2 separate regions of the Homo sapiens genome follow, and region 2 is linked to region 1. A link is a loop called in an ENCODE intact Hi-C map of the cell type or tissue named here. Cell type or tissue: PC-9. All regions are shown on one strand.

What was found. Peaks named below come from ENCODE experiments on the same cell type or tissue, not always from the same donor. Only the 100,000 strongest peaks of a DNase experiment are listed, where the experiment ranks them.
Region 2: it touches region 1 in a loop (3-fold over the local background); 8 of 110 quality-filtered maps call a loop at or near these places.

The regions. Positions count from the first base shown.
Region 1 is chr1:178,307,383-178,315,382 of GRCh38, reverse strand. The region is part of intron 3 of RASAL2 (RAS protein activator like 2); the gene reads right to left. Among named protein-coding and RNA genes, the nearest start is that of CLEC20A, 190 kb to the left of the region's middle. RefSeq lists a silencer at 4,375-4,669. In PC-9, CTCF peaks have their summits at 4,347 and 4,550 (motif pointing left); a DNase peak (open chromatin) is centred at 4,472; H3K27ac peaks cover 398 bases.
Region 2 is chr1:178,447,884-178,455,883 of GRCh38, reverse strand. RASAL2 (RAS protein activator like 2) reads right to left here. Exons shown (of 18, transcript NM_170692.4): 10 at 4,169-4,313; 11 at 3,232-3,468; 12 at 1,236-1,437. Among named protein-coding and RNA genes, the nearest start is that of CLEC20A, 45 kb to the left of the region's middle. In PC-9, no CTCF peak of the experiment used is centred here; no DNase peak of the experiment used is centred here.

The DNA.
Region 1 (8,000 bases):
ACCATTGTGGAAGTCAGTGTGGCGATTCCTCAGGGATCTAGAACTAGAAATACCATTTGACCCAGCCATCCCATTACTGGGTATATACCCAAATGACTATAAATCATGCTGCTATAAAGACACATGCACATGTATGGTTATTGCGGCATTATTCACAATAGCAAAGACTTGGAACCAACCCAAATGTCCAACAATGATAGACTGGATTAAGAAAATGTGGCACATATACACCATGGAATACTATGCAGCCATAAAAAATGATGAGTTCATGTCCTTTGTAGGGACATGGATGAAATTGGAAATCATCATTCTCAGTAAACTATCGCAAGATCAAAAAACCAAACACCACATATTCTCACTCACAGGTGGGAACTGAACAATGAGATCACATGGACACAGGAAGGGGAATATCACACTCTGGGGACTGTGGTGGGGTGGGGGGAGGGGGGAGGGATAGCATTGGGAGATATACCTAATGCTAGATGACGAGTTAGTGGGTGCAGCGCACCAGCATGGCACATGTATACATATGTAACTAACCTGCACAATGTGCACATGTACCCTAAAACTTAAAGTATAATAAAAAATAAATAAATAAATAAAGTGAGAGGAAGCTGTTTTTAGTTTTATAAGTATCTGTGATGCCTACCACTTCAAATCAAATAAGATGTTACAACTAGTATTGAACAAGCACAGAAGCTTGCTTTACTTCACAGAGAAACACTAAAAATACTGAATCTCAGTCAAAAAAAATATTGTAAACATAATAATTTCCCCAATATTTTGGGGGAAAAAGAGATAAAGAAAATCTTACCATGAGGCCAAATAATAGAACATTAGAAAGTAGTTTGAATTCATAAAATGACAGTTTGAAACATAACACTTGTCCAATAACCCTGTAGATCATGTTTTATTTATTTCATTTTCATGCAGATCACTGGCAAATCTGTAATCTAAAGTAGGAAGCTGCGGTACTTTAAAAGCTGCAAGAGAATTATTTTGTTAGCCTAATATTTGCTAGGCTCACCACCAATACTACTTGGAAAACTGTAAAATAAAACGACTTACATACAGATAATTTTTCTTACTGACATTTTCTGAATTCTATTTATATGACACTGCAAGAGACACAGTAAAAATATTCCTAACCTAGGTATAAAAACTCCACTTTTGGATCTTCTCACGTGAGCAAAGGTTGCTGTGAGTCTACAAGAGACCTATGTGGAATTAATTCTTATGTATTTTACTATCGTGGTCCCTGGGTTTTGAATTCATCGGCAGAAATATAAACAATCAAAATGATACATTAAATCATAGGCACAGCATTTATGGTCTGCAGAAAACTTGTTCTTTAGCATTATTTCAGCTGAATTTTTATTTAACAAAGAGACAAAGAGAAGAAAATATCTTCTTAAAACATTCCTGAAGCATCCAATAGAGGTTGTTTTTATTGTCTATTAGATTATAATAATTTAACCTGAAAACGCCAAGAAGTTTTTAGTCTTGTTTTGTCAGATTCAATTTATCTTCCTTACCTTAGATAAGGAAAAACTAAGCTGTTTTAAAGGCTAACTTAATATCTTACTACAAGTGACTATAGAATGAGAAAAGACTTAGCTAATTTTAAAAACAGTATATTTTAGTAGTGTGAAACCCACCTGTCGTCATCAATGTAATATGCCCTCCCATTTAAATCCCTAAAAGCTAAGGAATTAATGCCCTTAATTAGCTGGGTGTGGTGGTGTGCACCTGCAGTTCCAGCTCCCTGGGAGGCTGAGGTGGGAGGATTGCTTGAGCCCAGGAGTTTGAGGCTGCAGTGAGCTGTGATCATGCCACTGCACTCCAGCCCGGGTGACAGAGTGAGACCCTGTCTCAAAACAGAAAAAAAAAAAATGTGCACACAGTTTAGAGTCAACTGGTTCTACAACTTGTTAAAACAAACAGCAATACCCAGCCCTCCTCTTTTAACACATTTCCTTCTGCAGAAGCAACCACTTTTACCTCTCTTAGCCAATTGTTTTGGTAGTTAACATCAAATATTGAATAATATTGCTTTGTTGATACTTTAAAATTTCTCTATTTTAGACATTATCTATTGACTTTCCACTATGAAAGATGAGAATGTGAATCCTTCCTCCTCCATCACCATCCCAGTAGGTGCATACATACTCCTATTCTCTCACCTTCCCTATATAGTTACATAATAATTTTGGTAAAGGCAAACAATATTATGACTATGTACGTTATTTAGACTCCAGCCACAGAGTAAATCCTATGTAGACTGTAGCATAGTGGTCAGGAGCATAGATCTTGAAGGCATACTTCCAGGGTTCAAAGCCTATCTTTGCCACTTAATGGCTGTCTAGCTATTTAGGCAAGTTACTTCACCTCTCTATGCCTCAGTTTCCTTATCCATAAAATATTCATTGTAACATTATCTACCTCTTGGGTTTACAAGGATTAAAAAATTCATATATGTAAAGTGCCCAATATGATAAAAAGTGCTATAGAAGTGTTCTCTTTGTCCTGAGCTACTTTTTTGTTTCTCTTATAGTGTTCTCTTGTATTATTCATTTGCTTAGATATCTATATGCTTATTGTTAATTCAACCACAAATGCGCTTCCTATTGTTTCCGCTGATTGAGTTAACTTATCAATTTTGTGTTCTTGGAAAGTCTCGCTACAGCCTTATCAGCTGCTCCAGTCTGAACTGGCTGTCTTTATTCTACATCTTGTACCGAGCTATTAAACTTGGTTCTGTCTTTAGCATTCTACTAAAAGTTCCCTTTTTCTCTCCCCTGTGCTAGATCTCCTGTCCTCATTCTTAGTAAAACATATCTTTCATTAGCTTCAGGAAAAATGATGTGTAGGAGGTAATCTTTTTTGAGTCTTGCATGTCTGAAAATGTCTTTATGCTATTCTCAAATTTGACTAATAGTTTACAGCTAAATATACAATTCTGGACTGGAAAAAAATTTCCTTCAGAATTTTGAGGGCATTCCTCATTGTTCTCTAGCTTCTGATATTGCTTATTGTAAGTCCGCAGCCTTTCTGATCCTTTGTATGTACTCCAATTTCCCTTTTTTTGCAGGTTTGTAAGACTGTCTCTTGTCACTAGAGACAATTTAGAATTTCATGAAATGTGACTTGTCATGGGAACTCAGTAAGCCCTTTCAATCTGGAAACACATATCTTTCAGTGGTGGGAAATTTCCTGAAATTATTTTGCTAGGGTTTTGCTCCCTTTCTTTCCCTTTTTCTGGAATTGTTGTTTTGATATTCAACTTCCTAGACTGGTCCTCTCATTATTTTATCTTTTTTTTCTCTCCACTTTCTATTTTCTCAATTCCATTTTCCAACCCTTATATTGAGTTTTATATTCTAATTTTTTAGTAGACAAAAGCTCAACTTTGTAAAACATTCTGTTCTTGTTTCATGTATGTAACATCCTATCTTTCTGAGGATATCAATCATTTTTTTAAAGTTTTCTGTTCCCTGCCTAGTCTCTACCTCCAAGTTGTTTTTTCCCTTTTTTCTTTTTCTTTTCTTCTTCTTCTTTTTTTGTATGTTTTAGTCTCTCTCTTTCAGGCTTTTCTTCAGATGTCCACTAATCTTGGGAAAGTTGGTATTCTTAGATCTTTCTTCTTGGGCTAAATACACCAAGGGGTATTCTACTAATCTCCTGCCTGTAGGGTAAAGGCAAGTGAGAGAAGAAAGGTGGAGGAGTCCCATCATTCAGCGTGCACATATTCACCTAATTCCCTCATATGTGGTAAAATGCCCTGTTCTCAATTTTGCCTAGTATCTCCCAATCCAAAGATACTTGGGCTTTTTTTTTTCCCTCCAAAGAGTATACTTGGAGTCTTATACTAAGGTGGAGGTATAGGTAGGAAGAACAGTTGTTCAGTGGAATGGGGAAGAGGAGGAGACCTGGGGATCTGCTACCACATATGTCTGGCTCAATTCCTGAGCTATTTAAAGATTCTGTGGTAAAGGTCAGCTTCATTTTTAGCCTTCTTCATAGCCAAGTTAAGATTTGGCTTTCTTAAGTAAGCTATGTCATTTGCCACACTCTATTTGCTTTTCAGCTTTCAATGTGTGTGTGTGTGTGTGTGTGTGTGTGTGTGTGTTTGTGTGTGTGTATGGCTGTTTTCTTCTTTCTCGTTCTCCATATCCTTGATGGATCATGTCTTTAAAATAAAACACCTTTAGTAGGTTTGGTGGAGTTTCTGGGAGGAGTATAATTAGATGCTTGTGTTCAATCTGCCATTCATCTCCTCCAGATGTCCAGGCTGAATCTAAAAATCATTCCTACTTCCCACCTGATTCTCCAACCACCACAGTGGTTTCCTAAGAACTTGGCCTTAGGGCTGATTAAGAGGAGCCTCTAGTGTGGGTATCACATTTTGGAGTACTCTACTCTGGTCTTCTTGGGCACCCATTTCCACAGAACTTGACTGTACAAACTGGGAACAGTAACCATGACAATAGCCTATACAAATGACTTCCACAAATTAGAAAGGGAGTCCTTTATTGAAGAAACTCTACTGCCATCTACTGGAAATTTTATGAAACAGCTACAAATCAGCGATAACAAGTGACAGGTAATTGGGTAACAGTTTGAGCAACCATAAGTGGCAGCACTGCCTTGGAGCCACCTTCACAGAAGTAAACAAATCTCCACTGTGCTAAAATATGGAAGATAAAAGAACAAATTAGGAATCCAAACTTCAAATTACAGCAGAATTGTGGTCTCGCACCTCAACTTAGAATTGAGAACTGATGTCCCAATCGAAAAAAAATGTTACTGCTAATCAAAATCTAGCTCATAAGAGTAACAAAAGTAACAAAATCAAACAGTAAAATTGATTTTAGTAGGTTAGCTTGAGAACTTAAGTACTAGTTTTTTTTTATTTTATTCATGTCAGTTTTGAGACCCAATTAACTACTTCCAAAAGAAAATCAGGAAAATGTTCAAATGTAAATGAAGTTTTTGCATTTAATTGGCTAATAATGCAAACTTCTTTCTAATGGGCAAATCTAACTATATCAGATTGGTAGTAAGGTCAGTTCTGTTATAATATTTGCTTTGAAAACTTTAATGTTCTACTGCAATTGATTTATTTTAGGTAACAATTTGCACATAACACAAAATCTGTGTTTCCTTATGCACAACCTTCACTACTCACATATCCTGTCTATCAATGCTATTATCATCCAGTAGTTTTATAGAAGATTCTAGCATCTTGAAAATATTTCACAAATTATCTAGATATTTCTAACAATGTCTTGGGAATAAAAACAGAGTCCTCACTAATTTACAAATTTCATCTGTAATAAACACTAAATGAACAAAGGAAACTCTACTCACCAAGCCATGTTGAATATACAAGATGTTCATATTCAGATACACCTCAAACATCTACCAGCTGCCTCAGTTCACTGCATGAGTGTTATTAGCCACACCCAACATGCCTGTTGTAACAACATTCTATCCGCTTTTAAATAACCCTCCTTCTATCAATTCAAAATACACTTACAAATTAGTCTGATGCCCTCTACCACAAGGAAACTTTAGGATTTTTTCAAGGTAAAGTGCTATATTCATTATAGTATTTGAAACCTAGTTTTATCACTTTTTTGTGTGTTACTGACCATGTTTTTGAGAGTAGTGCCCCTAACCACTTTGTCTCCACTTGCATAGTGTAGTGATTTTTAGGACTCTGTATGTCATATTATAACAGAACTGACTGTATATGGCTATTTTATCCCATAATCAAGCCAATTCTTCCAGAATATTACCATCAGTATTACCACATACATCCTTCCAAATCTTATTTCAAAGAATAAATATATAGTCACTCATGGTTTTTAAGAAAACCCAAAACTACTCAACCAAAACCTTGAGGAAGATTTTTCCAGGGTTTTCTACCTTAATTATTCATAATGATTTTGATAATTCTTGAGCTTATCTGAGTTCTCCTCAAATTACTTGCATATCACTGCCATCTATTAATGTGGAATACAAATATAATGCCTAGATATTATGCAGCTGTTTTAATGTGAGCTTTCTTATAGACAGTAGTCAAATAATCTTATTTTACAGGAGAGGAATAAGACATGACATTTTAAGGAAATTTCAAAGAAAATCAGTGGCTGCCATTATCCACTGAGCTCCAACTTTCAGAGCTAGAAATACCAGGATATTATTTTTTATAAAGATTTTGATCTTTATATGTATTAATATATCACCATAAAGTTCAAGGTCTGCTTCTGTTGGTTAAGTAAATACACACATTAATTTAATAGCCAATCTAAATATTGAGTACTACCATACACAGACATTATTTATCAGCATTTTTACTCTATTTTATAAAGGAAAGAATATATCTCTTATAATATTAAATCTTCATTATGCACATATCCTGTCTACCAATGCTATTACCATCCAGTAGTTCTACAGAAGATTCTAGCATCTTGAAATTATTGCATAAATTATCTAGATATTTCTAACAATGTCTTGGGAATAAAAACAGAGTCCTCACTAATTTACAAATAAAGTTAGAACTGAGGCTAATTTAATCTAACAGAAAGGGCCAGGGTTTAAACCAAGGTTTCCCAGCATGAGCAACATAGTGACACCCTGTCTCTAGAATAAATTAAAAAAAAAAATAGCCAGGCATGGTGGTGAGTGCCTGTAGTATCAGTTGCTTGGCAGGTGGAGGTGGGAGAATCAGTTGAGCCTAGGAAGTTGAGGCTGCAGTGAGTCATGATTACACCACACCACTGTAATCTAGCCTGGGCAACAGAGTGAGACCCTGCCTCCAAAAAAAAAAAAAAAAAAGCTAATGTTTGAATAATCAATATCTTTTATTAATTCTGATCAAAAGCTTTATCCTTTATAATATTTTTATAAATACCCTAGAGAACATATTCTACTTTAATATTAATTTTCTTCAAAGTTTTCTCAAGTTTTTGGTCACTCAGAGGTCAATAAACTTAGGAAAAGATGGTATAAAGTAAAAGGCTGGCTTTTCCTCAGAGTTTTCCAACTTAATTTCCTTTTTTGGTCTTCATGTATACAAACATAAAAATTTTAGATAGCTAGCTTTGACTCTAAAAGACTTTTGATACACTCTTCTCTAAGGCTTGCTAGAATATATCGGAGGCATACTATGTTAAATTATAATTTTAAATGTATTTACCAAATGTTTATAGGTTTTTGAGGACTCTAGGATAATAACACAAATTTACTATCACAGGCACAGTTTTTATAAAAATCCAGACATTCTGTAAGTAAGATGACGGGATAACTTTAATATTTTATTATAATATATTAAAATAGAGGCATGAGATCTCTGCAGCCTTGAGTTAGTAAATGTTTGGATTTGAATTTACCAGTTCAATCTGAACTTTCTGTTTGAGGACTGAGAAAGCCTCGGATTTACGAATGTTTGGCATTTTCTAATTAAACCAGCTTTATGAACATGTTTATGATGTTACATGCAAACAACTATCCTTGCTCATTTCAGGCTCATACTGTAGTTTGCCCATTTGGGCATGAAAACATGAACTTTACCGGAATGTCAAAGAAATACAACAAAAAGATTGGAGACAGCTCCAAATTCACCTTGTGCTATCCACCAGCCAAGCAGTAAGCAATATGCAATAACAGAGATAAATTTTCTTCCATAAATGCACAGTTCATAAAAATGTCCACTCTTCAGCTTTCACTTTTCCCCCTTCTCAGAGTTCTTGCAAGCTATTTGATAGCTTTGGTTTTTTTAAAAGAAGTTGAATTTGTAGGTTACATTGACATTGAAAATGACTATTTACTAATTTTAGTTCACACGGCCAACTAATATGCCTTCCAGTATTATTTGTATACAAAGAACCCTACTACCTCCTCTTGAAAATTCAGCAAGTCATGCTTTGCATGGTTTGAATCTAGATAGTCTTTTGATGAATAAATTAAAATCTGGATACTGTTACTAGGGGAAA
Region 2 (8,000 bases), 140 kb before region 1:
ACTTGCTTTATCCATTTCAATCATTTTTTTATTTAGGGAATTCTTATTCTCATGGGGTCTTAGGGGTCCCCTTCAACTGTCAGTCAGTTTGGCATAGCTGCCTTTGGGTCTTTGCCTTCTCAACAATCAACAGACTCTTCTACCCTACTCAAACAGGGATAGATGCCACCAAGGCCTTTACTTGCTCAATAATGTTGGGCTACGATTCACATGAAAAGGGTTTATCTTTGGCATAGCTGCAACTTAAAAATCTAGCTAGCATTTCTAAAAGTGAAGAAAAGGTCCTCGAGAATAAGGAACAGTTTATTGTTTTACAAATATTTTAAGCACTGGAGGACACATTACCACATATGTTTCCTCAGCAAAGTGGTCTTTGTTAATAGGTTTTATTCCCCTTCAAATTTTACTGATATAGCATTTTTATTGATAGGAAAATAGAGGAAAATAAGTAGATCATTATCATAGAAAAATGACTGTCTTTTGAAGTTATTCTAACATACCACCACACATATTTATAAAGTGCCTGTAGCAAACAAAAACATCAATAAATAATTATTGTAATAAGCCTAGCCAACGTCTTTTAGACTATTTTTTACTACCAAATCTATTCCTTTTTGTTAAATTCCAGAAGGAAGAAAATGATTGGCATGGTGTATATTTACTTATTAATACGGTATATAATAAAATTCTTAGCAAACGATTAAAAATAATTGCTTTCTGTATTCTTAATTCACATCTGTAAAGAAAGAAAACAATGACTGTTAGCACTAATAATTATATGAAACTCTATGACTTGTATAGTAAAAAAATTTGTTTCATGGGTAGTTACTTAAAACATGATAAACCTAGTATTTTCTTAGCTAAATCTATACTTTTATTAGAAATTACTATATGAGGTTTCATCTTATCCTATTAGACATGCATAAGGCTGTATATACCAATATATTAGTTTCTAGTCAAGTTTTCAGATATGCACTCTGTATATATAAATTTAGAGAAATATACTCCATTAATTCAGATAATTATTAAAAACATATATTAATAATGTCATGGTTTTCTAGAGTTTCATGGTTGTCGATCTCATATTTTACTCAGAAATGATGACCATTTACTCTCAGATTTCTAGGGTAAACAGTTGCTTTCAATTAGCAGAAAGAGTGAGTGCTATCACTCTATAGTTACTTTCCAGAATTCAGGTACATTAAAGTTCTCTATCTTCCACCAACCTACTTTACCTTATCAAGTTGGGAAACTACTTCCCACAGTAAGGAATGCAAAACTGAAAGCTCTCGGCCCAGATCAATGTAACCATCAAAGCCTGGGGTGTTTGAGATGGTGTCTGGATTAGAGATCTCCAAAAGAAAGCGCTTCATTCCACCCCATTCATGTTCTAAAAAATCATTCATGAATGCCATGTATTCCTCTTTGTTACCAAACCTGAAGTAGAGGATGAGAAAATGAGAAAGAACATATTCAAGAGAGATATGATCATTTTGATTTGACATTACACAGAACTATTACTTTTTTTTATTTTGTGGAGGGAATGACTAATTTTGTTTATTATCTATAAGTGATAAATGTTATAACATACTTTCTTAATATCACTTTAATATTCTAATGCTTTGAGAATAGCTTTCTATTCTCTCTAAAGGGTAAAGCCAAAACTCCTTTTTTTTTTTTTTTTTTTAGTTCTGGGATTTAAATTTCTCTGCAATATAGCCCTCACTTACCTACCAAAAGCTCACCAGTACAAACCTTCAATACTGCTAGCTTCTACAAAGTCTCCCAAATATATTACACATTTTTTTCTTCTCCAAGCTTTTGCCCATGCTATTTACTTGCACTAGAGAAAAACTTCTCTCCTTTGCCTATCTAGATTCTAGCTATCTGCAGGGCCTAGTTTAAGTCCATAAAACCTGTTCCAAAATAAAATATAAATATTTTTAGCTCAAATATCGATAAATATGTATATTTCTGCATTGGCTTATATATAAATTATACAAAATTAAAATAGTACACCTCTAAAAAGCCACCACTTATACTAGAAAACAATCTGTTCACTGAAGTTCCAATTTTTTTCTTCAATACATTGCTAACAGAAACTTGTCTTTAAGCATCAATACTGAGTAAATCTGTGGTCAGTTCTGTAAATGTGAATTCCTTCCCAGCCATTTCTTAAATTTATTTTCTATAAATTATAAAAATATCATAAACTTACTGAAAAAAGTTTGAAACAATGAAAAGTAGAAAGAAAAAAGTGTGGATGTATCATTCAAGCTACCCAAATATATCTGCTGTTTATATTTTAGTACATTTCCTTCCCAACTGTTTTCTCCTAATTTTCTTTTGAAAAATTTTAAACCTACAGAAAAGTTGAAAGAATATACAATGAATACCCATATGCCTTTCATCTACAATAACCAACTGTTATATTTGCCAAGTTTGCTTTCACACCCTCTCTTTCTAGACAGATTTTTTTTTTTTTCTTTCTGGAACCATTTTAAACTAAGTTGCAGACATCACCTCTAAATAGTTTAGCGTCCATTTCTTCAGAATAAGGAATATCTCTTACATAAACCAATGCTATTATCACACTAAAACTTTTAAAAACATTATTCACGAATTATCTTATCTATATATTTAAATTCCACCCATTGCCCCCAAAAGGACATATATATATATTTTTCCAACTTAAGATCCAAATAAGTTTCAAGTATTGCATTTAATCTCTTTTAATCTAGAACAGCCCCCCTCCATCTTTTGCATTTTTCATAAAATTGTCTTTTTTGAAGTGGCCAGGATAATTGTCTTAGACATTGTAACCGCAGAATTTGTCTTTTCTTCCCAACTTTTTTTATACTTAGATTTTTGTGTTTTCATATTGCTGGGATAACAGTATACATACCACTTTTTATTCTGCCCTTTTTTTCCCACTAAAGTATTTTTATCAGCACTTTTAATATAATTTTATCTTCATGCTCTATATTATTAGATAGTTTTTGTAAACAGTTTGTAGTGCCTGCAAATATTCCATTGAATGCATGTATCATAGGTTACTTAACCATTCCTCTATGAAGTGATTAAGTTGTTTCCATTTTTTTGCTATATTTATTAATAACACAGTGAAAATCTGGTAACATGAGTGATGAGGCTCCCAACCCTCATCCAAATTTTAGGCCTCAAGTATTTTTTAAACTGTGTTTTTAAAGTGGTTACAACAGTATCACCTACTTGGCAAAGTTGGCCAGGTTCTGAATGACCTTGGCAATAAGAGTTAGAGTCCGAGATGTGCGGTCATCAGGATACTCCTGCATAAGGTTGAAAAGACTGGGAGACATAATGGCTGGACACAGAAAACGGAGAAATAATGAGGCACTGATGAGCCTCTCGCTGATGTCTTGCTTGCCACGGTTCAGGCACTGCTGCTTCCATGATGCAAACACTTCTTTCAACTCACGAGGGAAAACACTAGGGAAGGAAAGAAGTACCAAAACCTCTAAACACAGAAGTACCAGTACAAGCACAAGTGATTCCACCCTGACCCAATATACTTTTGCTTAAGAGTCAGGCTGTGAGGAGGACCTAGTAGAAATTCCGGGATGAGGTTTTACCTGATTCATGGCTGAGAGGCGGTGGAAAATTCACAGAGGCCAGATGGAGACTGGAAACCCAAGGCTACAGAACTCTGGATTAGTTTAAATTTAGTTTTGCAAAGTGGGAAAATGGCATGAGGCTCCTGACTAAACCATCTGGTTTAGTATAACTCACCATAATCTCTCTAAAGACTGTTTATCAAAAATCTTCCAAAATTTCGCCAATTGCTGGAGTTAGAGCAATGATCAAAATTCATGAACACATCTGTTCAACACTAGTAAATATTTTAGAAAGCAAAAGAAATACTTTTGATATTAGAGGCTATAGTACTAATATTCTATTAGAGAGATTATATTTATGTAGATAGCCAGTTCAAAAGTACTTCTGCTTACAATAGAGATTTCAATTTTAGACGGGACTGTATTAGGGAAACTTTCAATTTTTCTCCAAGACCCTCCCCTTTGGTTGTAAAATAATTGTTAACATTGTGATGACTTTTACATGAAAAAATGTAAGTTCCACTGTGATGACCTTTACATGAAAAAATGTAAGGCAGAGGATAAGATAAGCTCACCAGTAAGAGTTGATGATCTTGCAGAAAGCCAGCTCACAGCACATTTTCAGGTTGCTCTGATGGTCTATCAGTTCACTAGATGAACATTTGCTGGGATCCACTTCACAGTTCTCATCGGACTCATACAAAGCTTTGATAAACTCCCCTATTTGAAGAGAGAAGATAACGGTATAGCTATAAACAGTGTCTTCCTGAATAGAATAAAAGGACTTATGATTTCTGTCCTAAAACGTATAATGGGGAATTCTTTTCTAGATCTGACAGGGAGGGCACAAAAGATGGCCCATGAAGCCTCATTGCTTTGGAACCCAAGAGTTGCCACATCCTACATATCATGTTTATTTTTCTTATCCTGGAAGTGGAATAACAGCAATCACTAACATCATCATCACAGTATTTATAAAAGTGGTAATGATACTACTCAAAAAATGTATTAAACTAAATATATGTTTAATTAGTACAAACTTGTTATGTTTTAAGGCTCGCTCTACTTAGGTGACTATTATTGTTATTCTAGAAGAACAAATGACCCAAGCTTGATTGAATAGTCCAGTGAAGGTTTTAAGTGCTAATGTTGGTGCCAAACACGGATGCAAGTAAGGATCTATCTTCTATGTTTACCTCTTGTAACGGAGACAGTCATTCAACATTGCACAATAATATAGCAGATCTCCTTACATAATCTGTATATGCTTTTCCATATAAATTTAGTTTAGAAGCCGTGTTCATACGGCCTATGCTCTATGAAGATACACCCACTATTCCCTGAAAGAACAAATTCCTACCTTACCTGTTTATCCTCTAGTATACACCATACCTTGTATATCTTCGACTACTTCATATTTCTCATTATTTGTGTTTGTTTCATTCCTAGGATGAATACCTTCAGAGGTTAGGTACTAGGTTTTATTCATGTTCAAATCTTGACTCTTCTGAATAGCTCCCAAAATGTTACAGGTGCTCAATAAATATTTATCAGAGATGGCAGTATGTATTCTTGGTTTTTTATAGGTCTTTATGAAAGAGGAGTGGATCTTTCAAAGATCCTCCTAAATATGTGTTTATTACTTGAGGTTCAGGCTAGTTATAACAGACTTCATGAAAGTGAACAATAATGCCTGCAAAACTAAGTAGCAGCATCAGCAGCAGAAAGAGCATTTCTATCAAAGTGGTTAGTATTTGGATAAATGAAAGCTTTTAAAAATACCCGTGACAGGAGATGAGAAGCGATAATTTTGAGGAAAAATGCTTAGAGAACAGGAAACAATGTGGTATACAGAAAGGAAAGTGGTGCACAGAAAAATTAAAGGCATTGAGGTCAGAGATCTAGGCTCAAATCCGGATCCATCATTTAACTGACTGTGGGGCCTGGAAAAGTCACTTAATTCGTCTGAGTTTCAGCTGTCTTGTTTGTAAAACAGTGTTAATAGCAATCATCCTGTAGAGTTGTGGTGAGGAACAGACATAATGCATGAAAAGCATCTAATATGGTACCTGGCTCTTAGTAGGTGCACCATACAAAAAGTATTTTAATTTAAAAATCATGCAACTTTTGAATAATTTTTTGTCAGGTGAAATGGCCAAAACTAGTAAAAGACTGTTTTAAAATGTTATCAATTCTCCCAAGATATGTAGTCAATATGTTCTCTATGTCTCCTGTGCTATGTGTTTCCACAATTAAACTTCATTTAAAGAGTACCTAAATTTAAAACTAAGAAATCAATGTCAAATATCCCATGTAAAAACTGGCCAAACTCTACACCTGTATCCTAAATATTCTGTTTAGTGACTTCTTTTAGGTTATATGTATTCAAGGGAAAAAATACTAATATTAATAAAAAACATGAATATTAACCATATTTTTCTTTAATTCTTCAAGAAAAGTGCCAGATAAATAACTCCAGGGCCCAGAAGTAAATTAATTGTCTATAGTACCAGCTTAAAAAGTTTTTGTCCCTGATTATCACATATTTAAAATGCTCCAAAATAGAAAAATAATACTTTAACTGTTGAAACAATAACCAATGTTTGAGCATGCAGAATGTACCATATTGAAAGGAGAGGCTTTTATTGATTTGTAACTAGAAGGTGCTTAATTACCAACACAGATTAAAAAACCCACTTAAGTTTGCCTTCTTGCATTTGAAAAAAAAACCAGAGCCAAAGGGGGTGCTTGTTATGTTGTTTACATGTTAAGTTTGTGCCCAGAATGTTCTATGATGTATTTTCTATGTAAATCATTAACTCATTACTATCTGGCATAAAAATTTCACATGTAGGAATAAGTCAACAAGGATGGACATATTACTGCCGAAAGAAACCTGCCTCCACTGCTACAAGTGGAAATCAGGTCTTTTCATCAGGGCTTTCTTTAGTGTATCTCACAGATAGTATTTCCTGTGTGTCACAGGATACCAAGGTGCAATCTGATTTCAATTGGAAAGGTAAAATGGGATAATAGATGGAAGATTCAAGTCTAAACAATGCAGAGTCTGTGCAGAAAGAGTGACGCTTTAATTAAGATAAGGACTGGCTAAGAAGCAGACAGATATCGTACACTATTACTGGCAACTTTTAAAATCAATTCTCTCTGAAAATTCTTCAAGCAGTCTGGAAACAGCATCTATTTCCTGCCCAAAGTATATGAAATATAGCAAAACTTTAACGAGAAGAAGACAATACAGCCCCTGTCCTGAAGAAGCTTACCAATTAATTCTGCTTATGCTCTTAGAAGCAGCAGCCATTTTTACTACTCTGGCCCTTGCTCTTGGATTATAAATATTATTACAGAGATTTCTGAGGGGTTAATTGAATTTCTTTCCATGTCCACTGAATTAATTTTCATGCCTCATTGAGCCCATCGGCCATTTAATCATTCACTGTTATAAAAAGACTAGTATCCACTTTTCATTTTGGAAATTATTTCATTCAGAAATCCTGTTTAGCACACTGAATTTCAAATATGAATAATTGATTTCAAAGAAGCAGATAGTCAATAAATACTCACTCCTATCTCCATAGAATGGAGAATACGGTTTGAGATGCTTTTTTTTTTTGGTGGACTTTTTTAACAAAACACAAATCATTAAAGCAAATCATGAGATATAATTTATGGCTGTAATAAGCTCTTTATGTAAATGACACTATAAACCTCTTTGTACTTTTCTTAAGCTCTTTGTACCATTCTTAATGTCTATATGATTAGAGAAAAAAATATGAAGATAAGCAGGAAGACAAAAAATCTGCTTCAGAGCAGAAACTAATTGTAGTAGCTACTATAATGTGTCTGCTTCATGTAAACACAGTGATCCTGTTTCTTGAATGGCGACTCACTCTATTCCTTACAGCCTGCCTCCTTTCCTCCTGAAACCAGTGTGAGCCATCACTAGTGATATTTAAGGTGCCAAATGCAATATCCATTCTTTTTCTTTACCTTCCATAATTTCTGACTCTACTGATGCTCTCTTCTCTATTGGTATCTAGGACTCAGTATTTTCCTGGTTTTCTTTCTTTTTTGGATGCTCTCTCTTTCTCTGATCACTTCTCTGATTCCTCTTCTTCATTCTATACCATAAACCCAGGTGCACTCTAAGATCTATCCTTGGCCCTGTTCTCTTCCTGCTCTGGTAATCTTACAGCTTCATTTAACCTCTCCACAAGCATAAATTAGTCTCAAATTTCCAACAGCCAGCTAGACAGGTATCTTAGATTGCCTATCTAAAACCCCTGAGATTTCCTACTAGAACTTCAAATTGAATATATATGTAATTTCCACTGTTTCACACCTACTACTTCTGTGGTTTCTATTCCTGTTAAGAATCTCATCATCCCC